Regions from separate parts of the Homo sapiens genome. Here region 2 is linked to region 1. Evidence: read pairs that join two places in POLR2A ChIA-PET (ENCODE). Cell type or tissue: PC-9. All regions are shown on one strand. Links, peaks and the distances in the headings refer to the core of each region. The heading gives the core; the rest is flanking DNA. Region 1 overlaps LOC107983995 (a long non-coding RNA gene). Region 2 overlaps TLK1 (tousled like kinase 1).

What was found. ChIA-PET counts read pairs that join two places held together with the same protein. Peaks named below come from ENCODE experiments on the same cell type or tissue, not always from the same donor. Only the 100,000 strongest peaks of a DNase experiment are listed, where the experiment ranks them.
Region 2: POLR2A ChIA-PET joins it to region 1 with 11 read pairs; 3 of 35 experiments call an interaction of 5 or more read pairs at or near these places.

The regions. Positions count from the first base shown.
Region 1 is chr2:171,241,834-171,247,215 of GRCh38, reverse strand. It overlaps LOC107983995 (a long non-coding RNA gene), which reads left to right. Exons shown (of 3, transcript XR_923576.2): 3 at 2,209-2,583. Among named protein-coding and RNA genes, the nearest start is that of TLK1, 84 kb to the right of the region's middle. RefSeq lists an enhancer at 1,714-2,913. In PC-9, for the core only: no CTCF peak of the experiment used is centred there; DNase peaks (open chromatin) are centred at 1,795 and 2,325; H3K4me3 peaks cover 601 bases; H3K27ac peaks cover 3,615 bases.
Region 2 is chr2:170,995,933-171,001,314 of GRCh38, reverse strand. It overlaps TLK1 (tousled like kinase 1), which reads left to right. Exons shown (of 21, transcript NM_012290.5): 19 at 3,492-3,603; 20 at 4,555-4,662. Among named protein-coding and RNA genes, the nearest start is that of GORASP2, 69 kb to the right of the region's middle. In PC-9, for the core only: no CTCF peak of the experiment used is centred there; no DNase peak of the experiment used is centred there.

The DNA of each region.
Region 1 (5,382 bases), core at 318-5,317:
CTGGTATGTGAATGAAGTTGCATTAAGGCCCATGTTAGTCTTCCATGTGCTCACAGTCTAATAGAACAGACAGACAAGGAAACAAGCAGTTCAACATAGTGTGACAAGTGCTACAATGTGGCATCATCTAACCAACTGGGGAAAAATTGATCCTAACCTTGCATATATCCATGTGTGGGTTTTTTCTGACACCAAATGTGTGGTGTTGAAACTGCCTTTGCAAAATTATGACTGAGATAGCAAAAGAGATCTAACCTAATTGACTCCATCTTCCTTCTAACCTCCAAGCTGTCCTTGTCCATTCCTGGACATGGGCTGAACTAACTTTGGGAGGAACTTAATTTATAGTTTAAAACAAAGATGATAACAGCCCTTTCCCAAAACAAACCTCCTTCTTGCCTGGGGACTAGACCGCCTTTGTAGGACTAAGAAATTAGTCACAAGATTAGAAATTATGATTTAGGAGTCATGCATCTGGAGGCTACAAGATTCTGACTTTCCCTGAACTGCTCCTAAGATCACTGCCTGAGATATTTTGCAGACTCTGCACTTGATGGATCAGCTGGCACCACCCAGTTCGATAAACTGGCTCATTTGATCTTGTGCCCCCTCCTCACCAGGAACTGACTCAGCACAAGAAGACAGCTTCAACTCCCTAAGATTTCATCTCTGACTTCACCAATCAGCACTCCCAGCTCACTGGCTTCCCCCCGTCCACTAAGTTGTCCTTAAAAACTCTGATCCCCGAATACCCAAATGCTCAGGAAGACTGATTTGAGTAATAATAAAACTCTGGTCTCCCACACAGCCGGCTCTGTGTGAATTACACTTTCTCTGTTACAATGCCCCTGTCTTTAGAAATCAGCTCTGTCTAGGCAGTGGGCAAAGTGAAACCATTGGGTGGTTACAGTGTCTTTTCCAACACATTGTTCCAACATCCATTCACCAGTTATCTCCCACCAACTGGGTGTTCTTCAATTCCATTCAACTCTGATGCTAACTACCCAGAGTTAGTGCAAACCCCACAGGTTAAAGTCATGGTCCCACAAGACTGCCCCCACTTCAGATGCCAGGTAGAATTCCTGGGTTTCTAGGCTACTCACACTTCTATCCTATTTGGCTGCAAATTTGGGGGTTCGCATCACCCTCCCTCATGTTTGATAATTTGTTAGAACAAATTGCAGAACTGAGGGAAGCACCTTGCTTGTGATTACTGGTTTATTATAAAGGATGCAACTCAGGAACAGCCACATGTAAGAGATGCATAGGGCAAGGCTGCGGGAGAAAGGAAGTGGAGAGCTTCTGAAACTGTCCTTGTACAATCACCCAACGGGTGCTTCCAGCTTGCGGCACAGACAAAACAATTCACTGAGACCATGGTATTGCAGTAAAGAAAGAGCTTAATTAACCCAAGACAGCCAAGCAGAAGGACGGATGTTATCACTCAAATCAATCTCTCCAAGAACTCAGGGGCTAGGGTTTTTATGGATAGTTTGGCAGGCAGGGGCTAAGGAATGGGTGCTGCTGATTGGTTGGGGAATAAAAGCATAAGAGTGTGGAAAACAGTCCCTATGTGCTGAGTCTGCCTCTGGGTGGGGCTACAGGATTGGTTGAGTCATAAGTCACCAGTCCAGTTGGAATTAATCAGTTGCCTGAATGCAAAAGTCTGAAAAACATCTCAAAAGACCAATCTTAGGTTCCACAACAGGGATGTTTCCTACAGGAGCAATTGGGGAAGTCACAAGATTTGTGACCTCTGGCCACATGACTCCTGAGCAGTAAGAGATTAGAGAAATTATGCCTGCATTTTGGCAGAAGTCAGGCCCCTCCCATTACAAAGGCAGTTTCAGTCCCTGAACAAACAAGGGATCAGTTTCAGGGAGGGACTCTTCTCATTCTTGCTTTAAACTATGAACTATATTCCTCGCAGTTACCTTGGCCTATCCCCAGGAATGAGCAAAGACAGCCAGCCTGTGAGACTAGAAGCAAGATGGAGTCAGCCATGTTAGATTTCTCTCACTGTCATAATCTTTGCAAAGGAGGTTTCAATCACAGAGTTGACAAGAATTTCATGCCAGGTTCTGGACAGAAATATAGTTATAATTAAGCATGAGGCTTAATTATAGGCTGCATTTTGGCCTACTTACTTGTAACTGAAAGTCACATAGCACTGGATACTGACCATTTGCATCCACATTGTTTCTATAGATGGGATTTCGGATGTTGGAATCATGAGGCTTTTGTTTAAGAGTTGCTTAAGATGTTCTTCAGATCCTGAATTCCAGCAGAACAGCTGACATCCACAACCAGTTTGAGGATCCCCACAGAAGAGCTGAATCAACATGAGAATGCAGTTTCTTCATCTCTCCAGTCCATGACTTCACCCTGCAATCCCCACAGAAGAGCTGAATCAACATGAGAATGCAGTTTCTTCATCTCTCCAGTCCATGACTTCACCCTGCAATCCCCACACCTCAGCCCACTCCAAACCCCTTACAAACTCCTCAGGGAGGCAAATCTGAGGTTTCCTTCCATCTCCTTGTTCAGATGCCCTATGATTATTAAACCCTTTCTCTGCTGCAATCCTTGAGGTCAGTGTGTCCACTTGCCATGCTTTAGGTAAGGAACCTGTTACAGTCACACTTCCATGTCCTCTTCCACGGTGCCACTCTCCCACCACATCAATGTTACCAACCCAGAAGCTCTCTAAATTTCACTGTTCAAGAGTATTTATCAAAGCTTTGTTTTGTAGGTGTGTTTGATCAAATCATTGGCCATTGGTGATTGAGCTCAATCTCCAGCCTTTCTCCCCTCCCGGGAGGTTGGAGGGTGGGGTTAAATGTTCAACCCTCTGATCCCATGTTTGGTCTTTCTGGGGACCAGTCCCCAACCTAAATCTATCTAAGGCCACCCTGAGTCACCTCATTAACATAAACTCTAGTATGGTCAAAAGGAGCTCATTATGAATAACAAAAGATACACCTATCACTCAAGAAATTCTAATAATTTAGGAGCTCTGTGCCAGGAACTGGAGGCAAATAAAGACCAACTATATTATACCACAACTCAACACCATTAATTTGATTTATAAAGCTATGAAGTTAGACAGTGAGACAAACTTTCCTGAACCATGTACGCAAAGACCACCCCCAAAATTTCCCCCAAAGTTACTTCCCGAAGAAGCTTTGTCAAAATTTCCATTAGAAGTTATTTTCGGCCAGATGCAGTGGCTCATGCCTGTAATCCCAGCAATTTGGGAGGCCGAGGCAGGCAGATCATGAGGTCAGGACTTCAAGACCAGCGTGACCAACATGGTGAAACCCTGTCTCTACTAAAAATACAAAAATTAGCCGGGCGTGGTGGCGCATGCCTGTAATCCCAGCTACTCGGGAGGCTGAGGCAGGAGAATCGCTTGAACCTGGGAGGCGGAGGTTGCAGTGAGCCGAGACTGTGCCATCACACTCCAGCCTGGGCAACAGAGCGAGACTCCATCTCAAAGAAAAAAAAAGTTATTTTCAGTTCCTTGGCCCAAGATTCCTTGCAGCAATCCTTTCATTTTTGCTTTGCTACAATCAAAACAAGGAAAAAATTATGAAGAATATTAAAAGAGACTTTCCTGTAGTGTATGCATAAGTCGTTATCATGAAATTTGAAGTTGGGTGTGATTAATTACTATTTAGATTACACTATTCAGCATTAGATATATAATTTATTGACTATGGAGTAAGAGGTTGCTATTCCATATTTGTAAAATAGAAGAATTGGAGTCTCTGGATGATTTTAAAGTTCCTTCCAGTTTTTTGCTTCTTTCATTTTAATAAATACCCAGCATTCATTAAATCATGGGCTTCAGGGCCTTAGACACTTCATCGCCTTCTTACAGGTTCAAAAGGGAAAATCAGATTCCATCTACATCATTTTAATTGATGACACCATTTTGGAGAATATAAATCAATTGAGTTGTATGGACTTCCTATGGCTATGTCTTTATCATGGTATAACTTATGTTTAAATGGTTCTGAGAAAAGAAAAACAGCTCAAAGAGCTCTCAGCTCTGTGAGGTTTGCAGGCCCAGAGAGACACAGTGCAGGGCTTGCAGTCATCCCCTACTCATGCCTGGGGGTATTGTTTAAAGTCATTTTGTTCCTAACTAGCTGCCTCTCCTGCTGTCTTCATGTTCCTGGAATTCATGATACCAAGGACAGTATATAGCCAATCAATAGCTTATTTTATTTATCTTTTTTTTCTTTTTTTTTTTAAGAGACAGGGTCTCACTATGTTGCCCAGGCTGGTCTTGAACTCCTGAGCTAAAGCAATCTTTCCCACCTTGGCCTCCCAAAGTGTAGGATTACAGGCATAAACCACCATGCCCAACCTACTTATGTTATTTGAATAGAAATTATTTTCCTTTTTGATGAGTAGATTAAAAACGACGACAACAAAAAGAATGGAAATTCTTGGTAACCAACTCAGGAAGTGTCTCTTCTTTTCCTTTAAAAATCCTTGGCCAGGCACGGTGGCTCACACCTGTAATCCCAGCACTTTGGGAGGCCGAGGCAGGCAGATCACCAGAGGTCAGGAGTTCAAGATCAGCCTGGCCAACATGGTAAAATCCTGTCTCTACTAAAAATAAAAAAAAAAATTAGCTGGGCATGGTGGCAGATGCCTGCAGTCCCAGCTACTCAGGAGGCTGACCCACTAGAATTGCTTGAACCCAGGAGGCGGAGGTTGCAGTGAGCTGAGATTGCACCACTGCACTCTAGCTTGGGCAACAGAGTGAGACTCTGTCTCCAAAAAAAAAAAAAAAGTATTTAAAGTGTTTTGATTATTTTCTTTTTGTTTTTTTAATTGGGCAGCCCCAGAACCAGAATAGATCCAGAGAGACCCCCCTGATTTTTTGTAAGTTTCTCTGAAGATGCAGGTTGGCCAGAGCAGATTGTAAAACTGCGGGGTTTAGCAAAGAAATCACTTAAGCCAATTGAGAAGTGATTAAGGAGAAGGTTAATTGAATGAATTAGTAACTTAGTTACTAGAGTAAATTTTTTCTCATTGAAAGAAAACAGTGCCAGACACAGTGGCCCATGCCTGTAATCCCAGCACTTTTGGAAGCTGAGGTAGGAGGATTGCTTGAGGCCAAGAGTTCCAGACCAGCCTAGGCAACATAGTGAGATCCCTGTCTCTGCAAAAACAACTTAAAACATTAGTTGGGCATGGTAGGGCATGCCTGTAGTCCTAGCTACTCAGCAGGCTGAGGTGGGAGAATCACTTAAGCCCGGGAGCATGGGGCTGCAGTGAGCTATGATCATACCACTGCACTCCAACCTGGTTGACAGAGCAAGACACTGTCTCCAAATAGAAGGAAAAGAAGAAAACAAGTTTTTT
Region 2 (5,382 bases), core at 170-5,169, 250 kb after region 1:
CAGCCTCTAGATCAAGAGGTCTTAAGGAACTTTAAGGCTCGTTACACATGATACTCTATGGAAAGGATTGTCAGTGCTGTTAAAGAGGACACCAGTAGACAGAACATCATGAAAGTCTGGAAGGATTACACCACTGAAGATGTCATCATTGTTTTAGAAAAAGCCATGAAAGCCATCAAGCCTGAAAGAGTACATTGCTGCAAGAGAAAACCGTGTCCAGTTGTTGCATATGACTTTGCAGGATTTATGACAGAGGCAGTCAAGGAAATCATGAAAGAGACTGTGGATATGGCAAAGAAGGTGGGGTGAAGGGTTTCAAGATATGGATCTTGGAGAAATTCAAGAGCTAAAAGACACCCCTCCAGAGGAATTAAGGTGACTTGATGGAGATGAGTGCTTCCAAACTGGTGCCAGATGAGAAAGTAGTAGTAGAAGAGGCACTGCCAGAAAACAGGTTGACATTAGACAGCCTGGCAGAAGGGTTTCTATTAGTCAAGACATTGCTTTTGACTTTTATGACATGGACCCTTCTATAATACAGGCACTGAAACTAAAGCAAGTGGTGGAAGAAGGATTGATACTATATGAAAAAGCAAAACAAATTATGTCTGTAAAGTTGCACTGAGTGTGTCTGCCTCCCCTTTCATCTCTTCCCCCGTCACCCCTGAGACAGCAAAACTAACCCCTCCTCAGTCTACTCAACCTAAAGATGACAAGGATGAAAACTTTTGTCATAATCCACTTTCACTTAATGAATAGTGATTTTCTCTTACGATTTTTCTTAATAGCAGTTTTTTTCTTCTAGCTTACTATAAGAATTTAGTATATAATACAGCATATAAAATATGTATTAATTAACTGTTCATGTTATCAGTAAGTCAACTTCCAGTCAACAGTGGGCTATTAGCAGTTAACTTTTTTTTTTTTTTTTTTTTTTTGACAGAGTTTCGCTCTGTCACCCAGGCTGCAGTGCAATGGCACAGTCTTGGTTCACTGCAACCTCTGCCTCCCAGGTTCAAGCGATTTCTCCTGCCTCAGCCTCCCAAGTAGTTGGGATTACAGGTGCCCGCCACCATGCCTGGCTAATTTTTTTGTATTTTTAGTAGAGACAGGGTTTCACCATGTTGGCCAGGCTGGTCTCAAACTGCCGACCTCCTGTTCTACCCGTCTCGGCCTCCCAAAGTGCTGGGATTACAGGCATGAGCCACCACGCTCAGCCTAGTAATTAACTTTTTAACTTTTTAGGGAGAGTCAAAAGTTAGACATGTGGCCAGGTATGGGGGCTCACTCATGCCTCTGATCCCAGCAGGAAGACCACTTGAGCCCAGGAATTGAAGACCAACCTGGGCAACATAGCAAGACCCTGTCTGTATAAATTTTTTAAAAAAATTAGCCAGGCATGGTGGTGTGTGCCTGTGGTCCCAGCTAATTGGGAGGCTAAAGTGGGAGAATCGCTTGAGGCTTGGAGATCGAGGCTGCAGTGAGCCGTGATCGCACCACTGCACTCAGCCTGGGCAACACAGTGAGACCCGGTCTCAAAAAAAAATAAAAATAAAAATCATACATGGATTCTCAACTGCATGGGTCAGTGCCTCCAACCCCTATATTGTTCAAGGGTCAACTGTATTTGATATATTTGGATAGCACTATAAATACTCGTATATTTTAGAATACACATATAATATTGCTCTTATAAATTACCTTTCATCCTCAGAAACTTAAAATATTTAGTTTTGTCTCTCTGGTCTCAAATTCACTAAATCCTGGTGGACATCTTTTCCCAAGTTACTTTGACGTCAATTTCTGTGGTTGCTCTCCTTGCATACATACACCTTGTGCCTGGAGAGAGTATAGCTTAATCTTTACAAGCTATTCCTGTTTCAGTTACACACATAGACACCTGCGTAAAATACACACTTTTATTGACAAAATAAATCCAGCTTTTTACTGCATTACAAATGAGTTATTGGTTATCTTTGCTGGTTTTACTTCACGGAAGTTTCATGTGTATTTTAAGAGATCTGTCAACATCTTGCTGAAATCTTAATGATTTTAGCATAGTGAATACAAAACTGCATTTTTTAAAAAAAATAGTAAATTCCCATTGAGCAGCATTATTTGTTTTGATAATTTTAAGTTTATCTAAATTTTTGAGGTGTGAGATGCTTGCATCCTTGTGATGGATCTTTTACTTATAACTGGAGATGACAAATTGATTTTTACCCTTCATCTATTAAAAATTATGAACTGGCTTAGTGTGGTGGCTCATGCCTGTAATCCTAGCACTTTGCGAGGCCAAGGTGGGAGGATCACGTAAGGCCAGTAGTTCGAGACCAGCTTGGTCAACAGCACAAGACTATCACTACAAAGAAGAAAGTATTAGCTGGGTGTGCTGGTGCACGTCTGTAGTCCCATCTATTTGGGAGGCTAAGGTGCGAGGGTCACATGAGCCCAGGAGTGTGAGGCTGCAGTGAGCTATGATCGTACCACTGTACTCCAGCCTGGGTGACAGAGTTGGACCCTGTATCAAAAAAAATTATGAACTTATAAATAGGACTTACATATTTTTAAAATAGTAATTTTGAATACCCATTGTGTTTCAGACACTGCTAGTGCTTGAAACTGCACAGTGAATAAGAGTTCCTTGAGCTGCTCACGGTCTGGTGTGATTGTAGTTTAATGCCATAATAGAGGCATTGCACCATTCTGCAGTAACACAGAGAAAAGCAGAGCCACCTGGGGAGAAGCAAAAGATGGCTTATGGGGGTTGGGTGGGTCTTGAAGAAGAAAAGATGCTAAGTAATTGGAGTGATTAGGGAAGGCAGTAGTGATTGTCATATTCAAGAGCTCAGAGGATAAAGGAGAGCCGAGTGGAGATGCAAGTGAATTGGTTTTGACTAGCCAATTTGGCGGGTTAGGGTGGGGGAAGATAGTGTGTGCAGATTTTGAAAATGTATGTTGTTGCCAGATTAGCATGAGTCTTGTGTTACAAACAAGAGATACAAGGTCTTGTTGGCAGTAAGTGCTGTCGAAGTTGTTTGAACAAAAGAACCATGTGATCAGGTGTATATTTTAGGGAGAGAAGTGCCTACAGTTTGAACAGTGGTTAAGGAGGATGGGAGAGGGTTTCTTCTACTATTATTAGATACTGCAAATAAGACCATTGTAATCTCTTTAAGTTTTTGTTTCGGTAGGTAGGTAGGTGGTAGGTAGGTAGGTAGGTAGATAGATAGATAGATAGATAGATAGATAGATAGATAGATAGATAAAGATAGATAGAGATGAACTTTATCACAATGTTGTATGTGTTGGCTCTAGAGTTAAATGATAAAAGAATGTAAATGCTCCAGAAGTTCAGTTGATGATTTTCACTGATGGGAGTCCTAGAGTTTATATATGAATAAAATTCGTGTTCTAAGATTTTACACTTAGAAGATTTTAAGTTACAGATTGTCAGTAGTAACCTTTTTTCTCTCCCACAAAACTTACAGGTATTTACCTCCTGAGTGTTTTGTAGTTGGAAAAGAGCCACCAAAGATTTCCAACAAGGTTGATGTATGGTCGGTTGGAGTCATCTTCTTTCAGTGTCTTTATGGTAGAAAGGTAAATTGAATTCTACCAGCCTTCAGCTCTACAGAGATAAATTAAGTTGAATTTTTCCTTCTTAAAAGCAAAATTTCACTAACTTAAAGTCAATTTAGATCCTTCTAAAGAAAGCCAGGCTTCTCCTCTATTTCTTCCTAAAATTTCCATGGATCAGAATTATTTTAATGTCACACCAGTTTACTTGACCTACTTTTTGCTTTCTTTCCTTTTTTTAAGAAAAGAAGTAACTATCTGTTAACATGCTAATATTTGTCTGCTATTGGGAATACTGGAGTCAATACTTTTCATTATCCACCATTCACTTGACCTCCTCTTACACCCCCCACCCCACCCACACACACAGTTTGGCCTGGGTGGGCAGTTTCCCCGTTGCTCATCAGGGAAATACCATCAAACTTAGTCTTATTTCCCAACTTCTTTTTATATTGAAGTTGGAAGTGCAGGTTACCATAAATATTAACTAGCCCACATCCCACCCCATCCCTTCATCAATAGGGGAAGAGAGGTTAAGGGATTTGTGTGGGATCTCCTCACTCCAAATCCAGAGCTCCTTCATTTAAATTCGCCTGTGATGCACACAGTATTTTATTCTTTGGAAATTGTCATAGACATTTTCATTACTACTTCATCTCTTCTCTAACTGAACTTCATTGTTTATTCAGAATAAAGTTTTAAATTTATGTTTTTATCTTATATTGCAACAGCATTATTTTCTTCTTCTTACAGTGTTTAATCTATGTTGAAGATCTGTTAGGTAGGCTTTCTTGGCCTGCTATCAATTATAGCTTGTTTGTATGAGAATTCATCTCAGGTTTCAAATAACTGAGGAAGATTTTAGAACACAAGATATTTGGATTTTCGGTTTTGGGAATTCGCTTAAACAGAAATGATATCTGTGTTTAAATATTTTGTGAGAAAAGTATCTCAACATTTAATTTTTTTTTTAAGCCATTTGGTCACAATCAATCTCAACAAGACATTCTTCAAGAAAATACAATATTAAAAGCCACAGAAGTCCAGTTCCCTGTAAAACCGGTTGTAAGCAGTGAAGCCAAGGTATTAAATTTTTGTAAATGAGTTTTGTGAAGTAACTTTTCTTTCATCAGTTGTGCTGACAACAAGGTAAGTACTTTCCAGTAAGTAAAGTCACAAGACTCGCTGCTGCAGGGGATCTGTCCAGCAGGGGCTGGTGATTTACTTTCAGAGAAGGAGTTGCATCAGCCTCTGGTTGCTATAGTTTTTATCTTTTAAGCTATGGTCTCTGATTGTTTATGTTCATCAGCTGCTACTTTGAAAATTAGGGAAAAATCACAAGATCTGGGCTCATCATTACCTTTTATGTATTATTTTATCTGCTTATGTTAATACTGAGATATATAAGTATATAAGAAATATTAAAAGTAATAATAAGGCTGGGCGTGGTGGCTCACACCTGTAATCCCAGCACTTTGGGAGGCCAAGGCGGGCAGATCATCTGAGGTCAGGAGTTTGAGACCAGCCTGACCAACATGGTGAAACCCGGTCTCTACTAAAAATACAAAAATTAGCCAGGCGTGGTGGCACACATCTAGAGTCTCAGTTGCTTGGGAGTCTGAGGTGGGAGGATCACCTGAGCTCAGGGAGGTCAAGGCTGCAGTGAGCCATGACGATACCGCTGCACTCAAACCTGGGGGACAGAGTGACACCCTGTCTCAAAAAAACCAAATAGGCCATGCGCGGTGGCTCACACCTGTAATCCAGCAATTTGGGAGGCCCAGGCAGGCAGATTGCCTGAGC